Linked DNA regions of Homo sapiens: region 2 is linked to region 1. Evidence: chromatin contacts called from ENCODE Hi-C data. All regions are on one chromosome and are shown on one strand. The core of a region is the stretch at or near the end of the contact, and the rest is flanking DNA. Distances in the headings are between cores, read along the strand shown. Region 1 holds the start of CPAP (centrosome assembly and centriole elongation protein). Region 2 holds the start of MIPEP (mitochondrial intermediate peptidase).

Region 1 (2,615 bases), core at 75-2,574:
ACTGGATATCTGTTATTCCTGAATAATTTGTAAAAACTTTTTCTAAGCAAATTGTTTTTCAGTAGGAAACCAATCTAAAAAAGTAATGACTTTTTTTTTTTCAAAATCAACCACGTAACTTTGCTTAATTTCAATGACCTTAGCAGAAAATCTTTCGAAATCCAAATTCAGAAGGGAGACAAACTACAAGGTCATTTCATAATATGGAAAACTAGAAAAATTCCCTACTAGACTGACAAGTGCAAGCAGTCTTGGGATGCAGCAGCCAGACTTTTGCATCTCCTCCTCCAACTCCCCACCAAACACACCTTCTATACCTTCAATTTCATGACCGCGATTCTAAAAATATATTTAATGTCAGCATGAAGTATAAAAAAAGCGTCACCAGAACCTGCTACTTATTATTGATACTGAGGTCTTGGTAAAGGGAGCATTGATAATATATATGCCGAGATAGGATTAGTATGTGGACTCAGACTTTACAGATATCAAAATCTGAAGGACACGGGTGCACGTGTATGTCAAACTCATCAAATGGAATGCATTTAAACATGTGCCATTTTTATTGTATAGCAATTATACCTCAATAAAACTTTTAAAAAATGTAACAAACTGACAGCCTTGAAATCTCCAGAAAGTGCTATGTAAACATTCTTTAAAGCAGTATTGAAAAAAAGATAAATTCTCTGCACGGTGAGGGAGGAGAGTGGATACAAACAGCAAATTCAAAGCCACTCTTAGACCGTGAGAAGTAACTAGTTGGTCTGGGAAGTGATTTAGCAGTCCCCTAAAATACAACACGTTCTTGAAAGCCATGAATCCACACGAAGCTTCAAGAGAGAAGCCCTTGACAAAGCTGGGGCAAGACCGGCCCTTAGGACAGCCAGCAACGCTACTTCACCACCCTGCTCCAGCGGACTGCGGCTGCCGCGCTGCCCACAGGAACTCAAGTTCCGCCACAGCCAGGTCAGAGAGACAGACACCCCAGAGAGGCCGGCTTCCCCAGCTCTGCGAAGAACAAAGCAGCGCGAATGAACGAAGCCACTGAACTGCCGTGGGCCTCAGCGCGCCCGTGGGCCTGAGCGCGTCCCGGCGCCCCGCTCCCTCCTCGCCCCGCCGAGCCAACCCCGAGGTCCGAGCAGAGTCCTGCCCGCCCACCGCCGTCCATCTCCGGCGCAGGGCGGCGGACAAAGAGCTCCTCCGCTCTTTTCGCCCACAAATTACCGCTCCGTGAAGCCTGGGCAGCTCAGCAGCACGAACCGACACCTCAATCTCCGCAGCATTTACAAATGGGCCGCCACAATCGCCGCCTCTGTCGGAGCCCCGCCCCCGTCCCGAGGTCCTGTGGGAAGTGAGGATCTCACCCGCGCGTCTGCGCTAAAGCGCAGGCACCGCTGAGCCCAGTGAAACTACAACTCCCAGTGACGCCACAGCGACGGGCGTTGCCCGGCGGGGGATGGACTGCGCGCCGCCTTCCGACCAGCAGCGGGCCAGTGGTCGACGTAGGCGGGCGGCGTGGCGGGGCGGAAAACCGTTTCCGGGAGAGACCTTCCGTGGTGGACGTCGCCCCAGGCTCCCACACTTAGAAAACTAAAGGGAACGCCTAACGGAGCGATGGATCTCCGTGTTCCCAGCAAAGCAGGGAGCACGGAGAGTCAAAGCTAACATAGAGCCCAACCGACGCTTAAAGGAGGTGTTTTGGGTTTTGTTTTTTTTTTTTCTATTTGCGTACGGTCTATTTTGTCGTTTTTTTGGTTTGGTTTGGTTTTTTTCTTTGTTTTCCGCTTTGGCTGAGGTGACTTAGTAAAGGAGAAAAAGGGCAGTCCGCTACACCATTTCGTAAGACGAAAATAACCCTATGAGAATTCACTCCAAAAATAGGCATCTTTCATCTCTCCTCAAATGGCTAATCGGTGGTTTGGCAGAGTGTGTCCATTAGATTCTGAAACTAGTTTGAATACTGACAGTGCAGAATTCAAGAAATTTTTTTGTTTTGTTTCGTTTTAACTGCCACGGCCCTTTAATCTAGGAAGTTACAGCACCGTGAGTTACCACAGTACTACATACCTGGCTTCCATGTCTGATTAAACAGCAGGCCAAGTAAAATGTTTAAAGAAATCAAATGAAGTGCCATTTATAACCGTTATAACTGAAACAAACGACTGCTAAAGACAAAACTATTTCACAGAAATTTGGTCCTCCAAAATTTGTTTTGCTTTCTACTTCAAAAAGAGTCTACTTCTCTAAATCAAGATTTCGGTTTTGCTTCTTTTTTCAATTTTTCTTTTCTTTTTTTAATTTTTATTTTTTGAGATGGAGTCTCGCTCTGTTGCCCAGGCTGGAGTACAATGGCGCGATCTCCGCTCACTGCAAGCTCTGCCTGCCGGGTTCACGCCATTCTCCTGCCTCAGCCTCCCGAGTAGCTGGGATTACAGGCGCCCGCCACCACGCCTGGCTAATTTTTTTATTTTTATTTTTAGTAGAGAAGGGGTTTCACCGTGTTAGCCAGGATGGTCTTGATCTTCTGACCTCGTGATCCGCCCGCCTCGGCCTCCCAAAGTGCTGGAATTACAGGCGTGAGCCACCGCGCCCGGCCCAATTTTTCTTTTTAATTT
Region 2 (2,615 bases), core at 30-2,529, 1.0 Mb before region 1:
AAAGCTAAAATTAGTTATATCTCATCCACCCAAAATCAGGCTTCCCCTCACGTCTTTCTGCTCAGCGCCTACAAGTAGGTCTCTTCACACCAACTATGTTAATACCAACACTACATACCCTTAAGGAAGGTGGTGTAGCAAATTTCACACAAAATAATTTTTAAATAGACAAAACTGATAATGGAGATAAAACAAGAATCACACACTTTAGCTCAGTGCAACAATACCCTAGACTTGTCTTTATAAGGCAATACAGTATAACGAAATTTTAAAAGGCAAAAATAAAAGTAATCCTTAACCTAAAACGGACAAAATGTACAAACTCCAAGTAGAACAGGCATCAGGTAAGTCCTTTCCAACCTTGCCTTCCTCTCACCTTTCACTAGACAACGCAGGCTAGTGACTTCCTGGGGTAAGAAATCAAAGTGACCAATTCCATGGCACTATGGGAAGTGAGACTCGTCTCAACAGAGTTTTGTGTTTTAAAACAAGAAAGCCCAAAGCTTTGAAATAAATTAATTAATAGATGATGGAATTTCAGGTATTAATGAAATTACCATTACTCGACTGCAGGCAGCCGTGTCCTTGCAAAAAGACCATGTGATGCCGCCTGTGAACGCACAGGGATAGGCCTCTTAAGGCAGGACTGTAGCGCTGGAGCTAAAGGGCTTTAGCAGGGGTGCGCCTGAGTGTATGCAGAGGGCGGGTCCTGGCAGGACGAATTCACCGCCACTGCCAGAACGAACTATTCAGATTCACGTGGAGCAAGGGGCTCATGCAGAAGCAGTTCCCGGACCCGACACTCTGGGTAGGAGACCACTAAACCCGGCCCCTCAAAGCAGAGGTGACCTTGCCCTCATCGAGAGCGCACACAAGACGCCACTGTAAAAGGTGGGTTCGCTGCTCGCCTCCTCCCAGGCCCAAACAATCTCGCCCTGATTGTTGCTGGCCGCGCGGAGCAGGGGTCGGCTTAGCTCGGGGACTGAGGGGAGCTCCTCCTGCGCCGCTCACCCGGCGCTCGCCGAACAGGTCCAAGCGGCTGCCCTGGGGCTTGACATTGAAGGCGGCGCCCACGGGAGACCAGCTGGTGCTGACCCTTCGGGCCCGGATCCCGGCTTCGAGGCTTCCCCGGCCCGCCCGGCGGGGCGGCAGAGCTGCTGCTCTGGCTCCCAAGCCGCCCAGCCTTCCGACGCACAGCATTCTAGCACCAGAGCAGTCCCTTCCTCCAACGCAGATCCCTGCCCTGCTGCTTTCGCTGGGAGCGCGCGCTCCGCGTTTCCAAGGCAGCAGCCCACGCCGCCCCACGTGACGGCCCCGCTTCCGGGTCTGGGCGCGGCCTCAGGACGTGGGCACGTTGTCGTCCAGAGAGCAAGAGCGTCGCTCCCCCTCGCCTTCTCGGCCGCCCTCCCGGTTTACCGCCCCCTGTGTCCAGAGTAAGAAAAGGCTAGGGTTGCGCTTCCCTCCCAAGTTGACTAGGGGTGGGCGCGAGTAAAATCATGACATATTCGAATTCCAGTGGACATTAGATATTCTTTGAGAGACGGCAGGTACTTGAGTAAACAAGAAATGCCCACCATAGGCCTGAAGGAGAAGTTTCCCTTTTAACCTACTCTCTTGGTAAATTTATCCTGCACTTCTCTGTTTGGTGTCTCTGTCCGGTAACTTTTTACTCTTGCATAGCTCAGTTAAAAATTTTAGATGGGAAATAGTGAAAGAAGTCTAATGGGATTTTCCCTCCAGGGTTTCAGAATTGCCTGGGACCCGTGAACCCTTTTTTCCTTCCCCTTTCTCTCTTTTGGAATGGATTGTCTACCCTATGCCTGTCTCCCCCTCCAACCCCCGGTCTTTTAGAAGTGGATTAACTCGTCTCGCTTCACAGGATCACAGATGGAGAGACATTTTGCCACACGATGAATCACACAGTAAGTCTCCTCTGTAGCTTATTTAAATGATGTAGATGGTGAGAGGAGTTGATGCGGAAAGTGTTAAGACTTTTGGTAATGTTGACATGGTGCGAAAATGTATTTTGCACATGAGAAGGAAATCAATTTTGGGAACCAGAGGGCAGATTGGGTTGAACTGTGTCTCCCAAAATAGATGCTGAAGTCCTAACCCTCGGTGCCTGTACATGTGACCTTATTTGAAAATATGGAGTTTGCAATTATGATTAAGATGGGTCATACTAGATTAGGGAAGCTGTTCTTGTAAGAAGAGGAAAATTTGGCTGATACAGGAGGAGGACAGCCACCTGAAGATGGAGGCGGGGACTGGAGTGATGCTGCCACCAGCTGCCAGAAGCTGGAAGCAGCAAGGCTGCATCCTCCTGTATCCCCTTTGGAGGGAGGATGGCCCTGCTGCTACGGTGATCTCAAACTTCCAGCCTACAGAACTGTGAGAAAGTCCGTTTCTGTTGTTTAAAGACTCCCAGTTTGTGTACTTTATTAGGGCGATCCTAGAAAACAAGTAGAGATTCATGTCTGGCAAATAATGATCAAACAATGATTTGTTGGATAGAATGGTGATTAAAACCTAGGTTAGAAAATGAGCAAAATGGGAGGGAAAGCACCAGGACAAATAGCTAATGCATGCAGGGCTTAATACCTGCATAGGTGATG

What was found. A loop is a pair of places that touch in the nucleus more often than their neighbours do. Pooled maps may share reads with other maps.
Region 2: a map of CD8-positive, alpha-beta T cell shows a loop between it and region 1 (9-fold over the local background). The contact joins the promoter of MIPEP here to the promoter of CPAP in region 1. A Hi-C loop is called at or near these places in 2 of 168 maps with a recorded cell type or tissue (CD8-positive, alpha-beta T cell and naive thymus-derived CD4-positive, alpha-beta T cell) and 16 of 50 pooled maps.

The regions. Positions count from the first base shown.
Region 1 is chr13:24,921,537-24,924,151 of GRCh38, forward strand. CPAP (centrosome assembly and centriole elongation protein) reads right to left here and starts at 1,325. Exons shown (of 17, transcript NM_018451.5): 1 at 1,225-1,325. RefSeq lists enhancers at 469-1,370, 1,371-2,272.
Region 2 is chr13:23,888,121-23,890,735 of GRCh38, forward strand. It overlaps MIPEP (mitochondrial intermediate peptidase), which reads right to left and starts at 1,280. Exons shown (of 19, transcript NM_005932.4): 1 at 1,012-1,280. The coding sequence starts at 1,200. PCOTH (prostate and testis expressed opposite C1QTNF9B and MIPEP) reads left to right here and starts at 748. Exons shown (of 4, transcript NR_172510.1): 1 at 748-891; 2 at 1,880-1,922. RefSeq lists enhancers at 1,060-1,560, 1,620-1,679.